2 separate regions of the Homo sapiens genome follow, and region 1 is linked to region 2. A link is an interaction called in ENCODE POLR2A ChIA-PET data of the cell type or tissue named here. Cell type or tissue: HepG2. All regions are shown on one strand. Each heading gives the region's core, and the rest is flanking DNA. Links, peaks and the distances in the headings are about the cores only.

What was found. Peaks named below come from ENCODE experiments on the same cell type or tissue, not always from the same donor. Only the 100,000 strongest peaks of a DNase experiment are listed, where the experiment ranks them.
Region 1: POLR2A ChIA-PET joins it to region 2 with 10 read pairs; 1 of 35 experiments calls an interaction of 5 or more read pairs at or near these places.

Annotation. Positions count from the first base shown.
Region 1 is chr5:134,961,675-134,967,050 of GRCh38, reverse strand. PCBD2 (pterin-4 alpha-carbinolamine dehydratase 2) reads right to left here. Exons shown (of 4, transcript NM_032151.5): 4 at 4,407-5,376. Among named protein-coding and RNA genes, the nearest start is that of CATSPER3, 3.5 kb to the left of the region's middle. In HepG2, for the core only: no CTCF peak of the experiment used is centred there; DNase peaks (open chromatin) are centred at 1,670, 1,800 and 2,190; H3K4me3 peaks cover 524 bases.
Region 2 is chr5:135,153,799-135,159,174 of GRCh38, reverse strand. All of the region lies in intron 2 of PITX1-AS1 (PITX1 antisense RNA 1), which reads right to left. Among named protein-coding and RNA genes, the nearest start is that of LINC02900, 92 kb to the left of the region's middle. In HepG2, for the core only: no CTCF peak of the experiment used is centred there; DNase peaks (open chromatin) are centred at 1,444, 2,194 and 4,684; H3K4me3 peaks cover 558 bases.

The sequences.
Region 1 (5,376 bases), core at 162-5,161, 190 kb after region 2:
GCCATTGCACTCCAGCCTGGGCGACAAGAGCGAAACTCCATCTCCAAAAAAAAAAAAAAAGGAAATAAAAATTACCCATGGGAGGCTGAGGCAGCAAGATAACTTGAGCCCAGGAGTTCAGGACTAGCCTGAGCAAGATAGTGAGACTGTCTCTACAAAAAATAAAAATAAAAAAAATTAGGTGGGTGTGGTGGCATGCACCTGTAGTCCCAGCTACCAGAGAGGCCAAGGTAGGAGGATCACTTTAGTCCAGGCGTTGGAGGTTACAATGAGCTGTGATCACACCACTGCACTCCAGTCTGCATGATAGAATGAGACCCCATCTCTTAAAAAAAAAAAAAAAAAGAAAAAAAGAAAGGAGGCAATATAAACCCTGAGTTGGCTAACTGCAGGCATAGGATGGGATGTGCACATATAAACCACCTAAACAGAATATAAAGAGTGAGCACATGTGGCAGAGATGTTTTAAGTACAAAAGTAATAGGGATTTTTGCTCTGTTCAACTCTCAGGATTAATATATTCTCCCCACTCACCTTCTCCTAACTCCTTTGGCTTTCAGGGCAAATCAGGACAGTGGGATCTGGGTAGCCCTGTGTTGTATTAAATGCTCAGTGGCTAAATTGGTCAATCTCCTGGACACCAAAGTTCTTGGGCTGTAAGAAAAGGAAGTAACTACCCCACCATCTCTGCTGTCCCTGGTATTCTACAACAAGTATATATGACCATTCATGGTAGGAAAATACTTTGTGGGCAACCAATATACTGAACTGGGAAATAACATCTTACGTACTCATTTTCTCCATTTAAAATCATCAACAGCAAAGTTTTAAGAATCACTGTGATTAATGTCCCCACAATTCAAACTTTAGCCCCATCTTCTCCGTCTTCATTGTTTCCCTCAGGGATCAGCTCCTCCTATAACTCCTGCTATGTCCTTTAGTTATATGCCCCTAACGTCTCAGGGCTCCTGCCCAACATCCATCCACAGGGGCCTCCTGGGGCAGCTGCTCTAAGACAGCCCGCATCAGCTCTCCATCTGTTTCTACCTGCCCTGATATGTCACTGTGCTCAATCCCCTAGGGCACACAGAAGGCCCTCAGTAAGTGTGTGCCGTATGAATATACAAAATAATGGCATCAGGGATCCCTGTGCTCATTCACATAGCTAGGGACAACAGGATTTCATCTCCAGGAAACTCAGTAGTATACTTTTGTGACTTCTCTCTTTAAGCACCAAAGCATACTTTCAGGGAAAAACAAAAAAGAGATTAAAAATGTAAAGAATTCTTTCATGCTGCTTGGAGAGGTGAGGGAAGGTAGCCCACTGAAAGTGACAGAGAAGAGCCCAGTTGTTCTTGGTGTACTACATCAGCACAGCCACAGATGAATGCTGTTTCTGAAGCCAATGATGAAGACTTTAGTCTGGAAATGAAACTCCAGCTGAGTGAGTGGAAAGCAAACAGGAAACCAGAGGTGACAAGCTGATCCAGGGCCTACTGAAATCATACATATCTTCTCATGGATTGGTGGGCAGGGCAGGCATCCTGGGATGAGAAGCCCAAGGGCCATCTCCTGTGCCCTTTCAGCAGCAGCTCATGCTCTGCGTGACCTAAGCAGCACCATCTCAGCCACAGATAGCCGGGGAGAGTCAGCCAATGGCAGGTGCAGCAGCTTGGTGACCCTGAAGTCCTCTGGACAGTCATTAATTTACTAATCCTGAGTAACTGGCATTGAAACACAAAGCTCACATATGATGGCCAAACCCTCCCGATGTTTTTCTGATAACTTTACAAAACTGAAAGCTACAGAGTCCACCTAGAATGTTTCTGAATGCTGAATCAGAAAGTGTACAGACCGCTCCCTACTAACCCTAGTGGTCCAATAGTTCAATATATTAACCGAGGCAGGCTTGTGTCCAAATACAATGTACATGCTGCTGCTTTTTGTCTATAGCAAAAACATAAACAGCCATGCTTAAGCTATTTATCCAGAGGTTTCCTAAATCCTATCAATGTCAGAAAGTAATCACTATTTTCAGAACTTTCATTAACTTCATTGTAGAAAAGGACATCGTCAACCATGTGTCGGCCCGGTTTGCTATCTGTGGAGGTCATGCAAGAGGTCAAAGGTCATGTCTGTTTAACTCCTCTCTACTCCAGTGATCTTTTAGAAAGAAAACAGAAGAAAGCCAAAGCTTACCACATCAGAGAAACCACTGTCATCATGCAAAGATTTGGAACAGACAGGAACCTGGGGGCCTCCAATTTTGACAATATCTCTTTCAAATTGAAACGTGAGTTACTTTAAGCAAGTTTGGTGTTTCATTCTGTTGGAATTTACCACCATGAGCATTTCCATAGACTTCGGATACGGGATCTTTGATTCTCTATAGTAAAGTCTGTGAGTTCCAGCAGATGCAGCGACCCATAACATAGACCTATGTCAAACCCTAATGTAGGTGATAACTAGCAACTTCATTCGCAGGTCTTCACCACTGTCATTATGAGCCATATCCTGCTTTCTCCACTGTGCTACACGTGACATATGTTAACACAGCCATCAAGTTTAGCCTCTCAGACTTCTGCTGAAAACAGAGGAAAAGGGTTCCGTTTAGGGTATAGTAAAACAAGTTAAATGACACCACAGGAAGAAACAAACAAATCCAGAAAGCAGAATATTCTACAGCACAACTGACCCAGTTTTTACAATAAATAAATAACATGGGGAACTGAGGAAGGGAGGGGAGCTTGCTCCAGACTGACAGACTAAAGAGACACAACAACCAGATGCGATTGGTGGGCTTCATATAGATCCTCGATTAGAACCAGATTACTGTCCAAGGACATTCATGACCTTCAGGACAATTTGATTTTGCCTAGGTATTAAGTGTACCAAGGAATCACTTTGTTAGGTATAAAAATGGTACTGTGGGCCGGGCGCTGTGGCTTATGCCTATAATCCCAGCACTTTGGGAGGCCTAAGCGGGCGATCACGAGGTCAGGAGCTCGAGACCAGCCTGGCCAACATGGTGAAACCCCATCTCTACTGAAGATACAAAAAAAAATTAGCTGGGCATGGTGGCGCACACCTGTAATCCCAGCTACCCGGGGGGCTGAGGCAGGAGAATCGCCTGAACCTGGGAGGCAGAGGTTGCAGTGAGCCAAGATCACGCCATTGCACTCCAGCCTGGGCGACAGTGTGAGACTCTATCTCAAAAAAAAAAAACAGAGGTACTGTGGTTTATACAAGAAAATGGCCATATTTTCCATAGAAACTTACTGAAGGATATAGGGGTGAAATGATAAGCTATCTGGGATTTGCTTTTAAATACTTTAGCAAAGAAGGAAACAGGGAAAATGAAGCAACTGGGACAAAATCTTGGTAATTTTTATATCTGGGTGATATGTATATAAGGCTTCAATGTACTATTCATGTACTTTTGAATATGTTTAAATTTTTTCATGCTTAAAAAATTCATGTAAATCCAGGTGATGATTCTCAAAAGAAAATTTTAAAGAATTAATGTTGAAAATTGAAGCACTTAACTAAAAATATTTGGTAATAAAATGTATAAAAGTCCCAAATCTACACTATAGGAAACCAGCTTATAAAAACACAGTTTTGTCTTTTCCTTGGGAAGAATTCTAAGAAACAGAAGTTCTAGTGCTAAGAGTCTGGATCCCCTGGCAGCCAGAGAGCCTGAGTGGCTCTTTTCCCTCTTCTCTCCCTGCACACCACATGTCCACAGGGCAACTGACCACACCTGCCTCTCCCTGGCCAGCAAAACCAGCCAGGAACTGGCTTCAGAGAGCTCAGCCTCTGTGCCATGTTCCCATATGTTTCTCAGGTTTGGGGCAAGGGTGACATGGAGAGGGAAAGGTTTGCTTGTTGTAACAAACAGTGATTTCTCTGGCCCCTAAAGAGAGGTGGGTTTACAAAGATGATCCATGTTAAATTCCACTACCATGATGCTTCAAGGGACTAACAAATGCTTCATGGATGGATATACCTGCATCATAATCTCGTTAGTAGTACATTCCTGAATTCCTTCAAAAAACACTCTTATTACAATTTTTAAATAATAGATTACTTGATATTCCTTTTTACATCTGTCAGTGACACATGGAGTAAGTAGAGCTCACTACTGATTAACACCCTTCTAGCTTCTAGCTTCAGTGGCCGTAGACCCTCAGTTCAGGAGTCAAAACATGCAAATGATGGGGGGAAAATGACCCTTAGTTCCTCCTTAACTCAGTAAGTCAAATAATGACTTGGTGAGTTGGCTGCTGTAACAGTAAATCTTATATTGCCACACATTCCTGGAAGCCACAGACAAGACACTTGTCCTCTCCTTCAACTCTCTGTTGAAAGAGAAAAGTAAAGAAAACACACCAAGATAGCTCATCCAATTTTTGTGACTTGTTTAATCTAATTAATTATATAAGTAGTAACGGCAGCTAAAATCCAAATCAACTTTAGCTTCATAAGAATTGTTATAGGCCAGGCGCAGTGGCTCACGCCTGTAATCCCAGCACTTTGGGGGGTCAAGGCAGGAAGATCATTTGAGCCCAGGCATTCAAGACCAGCCTGGGCAACATAGTGAGACTCCATCTTGTATAATTATTAAAAATAAATAAATAAAAATTTTAAAATAATTGTTATGACACAGTGGCTCACACCTGTAATCCCAACATTTTGAGAGGCCAAGGCAGGAGGATTACTCGAGCCCAGAAGTTCTAGACCAGCCATGGCAACATAGTAAGACCCTGTCTCCACAAAAAAGTTTTAAAAATAAGCCAGGTGTGGTGATGCATGCCTGTAACCGCTGCTACTCAGGAGGCTGAGGTGAGAGGATCACTTGAGCCTGAGAAGTCAAGACTACAGTGAGCCATGGTCGCACCACTACACTACTGCCTGGGCAACAGAATGAGACCCCGTGTCAAACACACACACACACACACACACACACACACACACAAACTGTTATACTGGCTGGGGGCAATGGCTCACACCTGTAATCCTTGGACTTTGGGAGGCAGAGGTGGGAGGCTTGCTTGAGCCCAAGAGTTCAAGGCCAGCCTGGGCAAGATGGGAGACCCCATCTCTACAAAAAATTTAAAAATTAGTCAGGCGTGGTGGCACTTGCCTATAGTCCCAGCTACTCTGGAGGCTGAGGAGGGAGAACTGCTTGAGCCCAGGAGGTTAAGGCTGCAATAAACCGTGATCCTGCCACTGCACTCCAGCCTGGGCAGCAGAGCGAGACCCCGTCTCAAACAAAACAAAACAAAAGAAGAATTGTTATTTAAAGTTAAAACTCACTATCTGTCGAGTTCCTAATTCTTTTTCCACCTTACAACTATTCTCCAAAACAATGCA
Region 2 (5,376 bases), core at 255-5,254:
ACTTACAGTCTGGAGGTAGAGATAGAGGTGTTAACCAAATAACCATACAGACGAACTGATTAGTACAACCATTGTGAGAACTCGTAAGGAGATAGCCTCATTTTATCAGTAGAAGACATAACTAGGAAGCCAGATCCATGTGGGAAGTCAGAGAATGCTTCCTTAGAGAAGTTACAATTATACCAAGAGACTTCTGCTCCCTTAGGAGGAGCTAGTGAACTTGAACCAACCTCCTACAGAGGATACCTGAAAAAGTCTGAATAAATTCAATTTTCTCAAAAGAATCAAAAAGCTATAACATGGCTAAGAATTACCACACCAAAATTTATAAAAACGTGAGGACATAAAAAAATAAGCCAAACCTTCAAAGCCACATTAGCCCTGAGGACATTTTCTGATCTGGAAGAAGTTGGTGGTGACCTTCTAAAATGAGGGGTACAAAAGTCAAAGTGTCAATTCCACCTATGTAAAATGAGCCCATAAAGGGGTTTACTCCCAGCATGAGGGTGAACTACAAATAAACTAGCCCTCTTGTGAGCCTGTAGCTCCTGTTCAAATAACCCGAGAGTTAAATGAATCTCATGTTTAAATTAACAGACAGCACTCCACAGCCCAGAGGAAGCAAATAAAATCCTCTCTGAATGAATTATTTCTAAAATAATTTAGCATTAATGACCAGCACATAGTCAAAAATAACCAGGCACACAAGGAAATAAGACATCATGAATCAAAATACTGAAACAGATTTACATTTCAGATAACAGAATTTTCTCAGAGTCTATTAAAAAAATTATGTTTATGATGTATAAAAAAATAAAAAACAAGGTAGAAAATATCTACAGGGACAACTGCTCTAAGAACCAAGAGATGAACAGGAGTTAACCAGATGGAAAGGAAAAAGAGAGGGATGTAGGAAGAAAGGCATTCCCAGCAAAGAAGCCAATAGTCTCCGCGTTCTATCCCACCATGAGGCCTCTGTATGTCAGATATTAAGAAAGAGGCCAGCATGGATGGAATGTAGAAAACAAGGGGACAGGGAAATAGTGTGGCATTGAAGAACTGAGATAAGCAGAGGGTGGATTCTGATAAGCATTTTGGCCTCTCTCCTGAAAATAATCATTGAATGTTACCATTGAAGGAGCCTTGAAAGGTTTCAAATAGGAGTTGGGCTAGACAAACTTGGATTTTTGGAGAATTCTAGTCTTCTGCTCAGCTCTGAAAGGACCTTCTCCCCTTTTTCTCTGGAAACTCACACAATCCCAAGATCCATACTGAGCCAACACTATTGCCCCATTGAGCAGGTGGTAACACTGAGACCCTGAGAGAGGCAATGACCTGTTTTAAGGGCCCTGTTGAGTAACCTAGGTCTGTTGGGCTTGCTTCATCTGGGGATACAGCATAGAAAAAAAAGTAGGTGGAGAAGTCTTTGTTAGCAGAGTCAACTAGAGGGTCCCATGACCTGAGGCCTGCTTAGACTAAATATCCGTACCCAGATATGGAGTCTCCCAGCACCATGGCCTTGAGTAGTCTGAGCTCCCCAGCAACATGAATCATACAACCTCAGCTGGCAAGGTAGAGCGTGTGTGTGCGCACACACATGCATGTATACATGGAGAAGGAGGGACAGGGTCTAAGAAGAAGGGCCAAGGTTTTCATCCCCAGTGCTGAACTGAGCCCAGACGTGCAGTATGGGTAAGGTTTCTAGGGAACATTTGCAACCCCTATAAATTGGGCCACATTTTATGGGAGGACAAACATACCTGCCTCCCCAGCAGCTCATGAAGCTCCTCCCTCCTCATGCCAGGTGGGAGGCACCGTAGACACATCACCCACCCAGGGCCCAGCCACTCCCACTCATACACCACTCATTTCTCCCAGGCCTTTGTTCCTGCATGTCCAGGAGCTGCCAGCCTTCTCCTTACTCCACAGCAGGCTCCTAGAGGATCCTGGACAAGTCTTGACCCCATCAGGAGCCAATACCCACCCCCATTCCCTGCTCTGAGGCTGCCAGCGGATCGCTACAGGGGAAGCAGGCAGACCACCATTGGCCCAGGCTCCCCAGGCAGTGGTGGGGCCTTTGAGGGGAAAGTTCATTGCATCAATCAGCTCATTGTTGGCCTGCCAAGTGCAGGCTCGTCCTCCCCCGGTGTGTCACTGGGCGCTGTTGACACAGATGTCAACTGTCAAGGGTGCCCTCCACCCTCCACCTTCTTCCTGGGGCGTCCTGCAGGTCCAGCACAAGGGCCTCTGTCGCAATGCTCCCCACTGGCCCCTTGCAACCAAGATTGCCACACCTTTGGAATTGCCAAAACTTGACTGGATACTTCATCATGCGGATTGGCCATGAAGGCTGCAGCTGACTCGGCCAGGTATGGCAGATACTTGACTGTTTGCCAGATGACAAATCCCAACCGAGTGAAACCTGCAGACTTCACAGTATCTATGGTGCAAGCTTCTTCCCGCCCGCCCAACAGAAGTGGCAGGTGGTAGCTTTCTGGGGCCCATTTCCAGCATGGGAAGGAGGAGTCCACATCCCCACAATCTGTGCATATATGGGCCCAGCCAGCCGGTTAAATCCATGGCAATGACTTAGCTGTCCTTGTTCCCTCCAGACCCATCCCACGCCTGCCTCCAGGAAGGGCTGGGGAGCAGTGAGCACATGGGAATCTGTGCAGTGGGACCCAAGGGGCCCTGTCCCGATTCCTGTCCTTCACTAGTCCCTGGGCACCTCAGGATAGAGGGCAGCTACACTGTGGCAACCCTCAGGCGGAAAAGACCACACAATTGCAGGCATGATGAGGAACCACCAAAATCACTTCATGCTAGGCCCCAAGGAAAGCTGTTAGAACCCAAGGAAAAATATATGATGCACAGGATACTTCACTCCCTAGATCACCATGATTCTGAGTTATTTGTCATGTTTGTGGATTCCAAGTATGTCCACATGCCATGGAGGAGGGAAGTACTTGGGCTCCCAATCTTGATGGAGAAAACATACTTACAAAGAGAGAGAAGAGAGACAGAGAGAGAGAGATTACAGCACAAGGTAGGAAGTGTGTCCAGTGAATGGGTCAATGGAAATCACAAGGAAGGAAAATCACTGTGTGCTGGAGTAGACAAGGAAAGCAGGCTTCCCAGTGGGGCTGGATTTGTTCCAGCATAGCCAGGTGCAATCTAGGAAGCGTGATGGCTTAAGCTAGAAAATGGGGACGAGCATACCACTGTGTGAGGATACTGAGCCTGGAACCACAGACTGGCTGAGACTTTCTGGTGCAACCCACCATCGCCACTGTTGTCCAGGTAGGAAGACCAACGCCTGCAGGTGAAGGGACTTCCCCAAGACCACTCAGTCAAGTGGGAACTGGTGCCCAAGCCTGGATCTGAGGTCAGTGCCCCAGCCACCAACAGAGATTGCTGTACATGGCAGAAGATGATGCCCTGGGCCCTTTCTCAGGACATGCTGTTATGCACATGGCTTATGATCCCTTCCCAAGATCAGGCAGGATTTAGTACCTGGAGCCCAATCCTACAGAGCTGTAGCAAGAGGTTGGGGAGAAAAGACAGGAGTTAGGAGCCAGACAGCACCCTGGCCTAGCTCAGGCCAGGATAGGCTGACAGGATAGGGCTTTAGGTCTTCCCATTTTGAAACCTCTGTGAAATAACTATTTTGAAATCTTGCTCAATTTTGAAATTTCTGCAAGATAAAACCAAATCTGGTTGTGATGAGTTGATACCTTGATCATTGGCCTGGTATGTGGTAAACTGTCTCCCCTGTCCTCATGACCTTGGGGGCTGGCTCTATGAGCCCTACACTGTAGCCTGTCAGCAGGACAGGACCTGGCACAGTGTGGGTCTCTGCCCTGGGAAAATGCTGCCAGTGGGAGTCAGCTGCCTGGCATAACAGAGGAGACACACCTGGACTCCCTCCTCAATGCTCGAGCTCCAGGCCCTGTGTCTATCATGAGGCTGTGGCACATATTAGTATACGATGGACACGTGTTGCCCTTGTGGTCCCAATACCAATTCTAAAAATCATCCAAGCACCTACGGTTTACCTGCCAAATGCCGTCAAGTCCACGGTTTCCTCCTTCCAAAAAGCTCCACCAGTTGAACCAAGGCATTGCTTGGGAAGAACTCTGAGCTGCGCAGACCACAGCCTTGGCCCATGACCCAGGACAATCTTAAAAGAGGCCCAGGGCCCAAAGAAGCTAATTGGCTTGCTTTTCCACTGAAGGGAACAGGTACCCTGGACGCTCCCACAGCCAACCACATAGAGACCATGTGGGAAGCTCCTGGTTTGATGGAAGCCACTGACTTTTCTTTCTAGAAAGTCCTTCAGAGAGCACATCTTCTCACCCCCACCTCATCATACCTTGAATATGGGGCTGCTGCAGTGAAGAATATCCCAGAAGGCCAGCCTATTTTTTAAGTCAACATTTCTTCCCTGGGACAGAACAACCAATGAGGCCAAGATGAGGATCTACACAGGTGAAGTGGTCAAGAGTACCCAGGGCTGGTATAGATGACGTGGAAGTAGCAGTGGTAGGTCCACCATAAGATGCCTCAGTTGACAGAGCTTTATCTTTCTTTCCCACCCGGATAGAAATTCAGTCCTTTTCCACTGCAGCAGAACATACAACCCTGCTGGTTATGCAACTCAGGTCATGATTCAAGTTCTGTGTGCATTGGGCAGTTTAGTCATGTTTGAGAAATACCTCCAAACACTGTTCACTCATTCAACTGACTTCTCCTGAGCACTTACTAAGCCACAGGCTAGGAACCAGAGCAGCGCCCAGTCCAGCGGGAGCAGATGAGGGCCTTTCCGCTGGGAAGGGAGCAAATGGAACACTCTCTCTCTTGAGCTGTGCCCACCTTCCACGACTCCCTCCGAGGCCAATCAGGCACATCTGCCAATCGCCAAGACCGCAGAGCACAGTCAGGAGATCATGAGTTCTGACCTAGAATCAGCCACACAAACAGCTTCAACCCTCTAGGCCTCGACTATCCCATCTGTATCATGGGGATAAAAGGAGCTGCCCTGGGTAGCACCAAGAGCCAACAGGAGGAGGCTTAAACAACAAAGGTGATGCCCCTCATCATCACTGTTGGATGACTCCTGCAGAGGAAGGGAGAGGGAGCCAGGGACAAGGGTCCCCTCCTTAGGAAGGGCTCTCAAATCTGTCCTCACGTCCTGTCAGTGCACACCTACCCTAAACAAGTCTCCTGGCTAGGCCACCTCCCCCTCTTCTCACCAGAGCTGTGCCACAACCTAGACTAGAGCTAGTCACCCTTCCCGCCCCAGGCAGAGGCAGGAGAATGACACAACTCAACACCCTGTTTAATCCTGCTCAACTTCAACACTAGGACGGAGTTGGG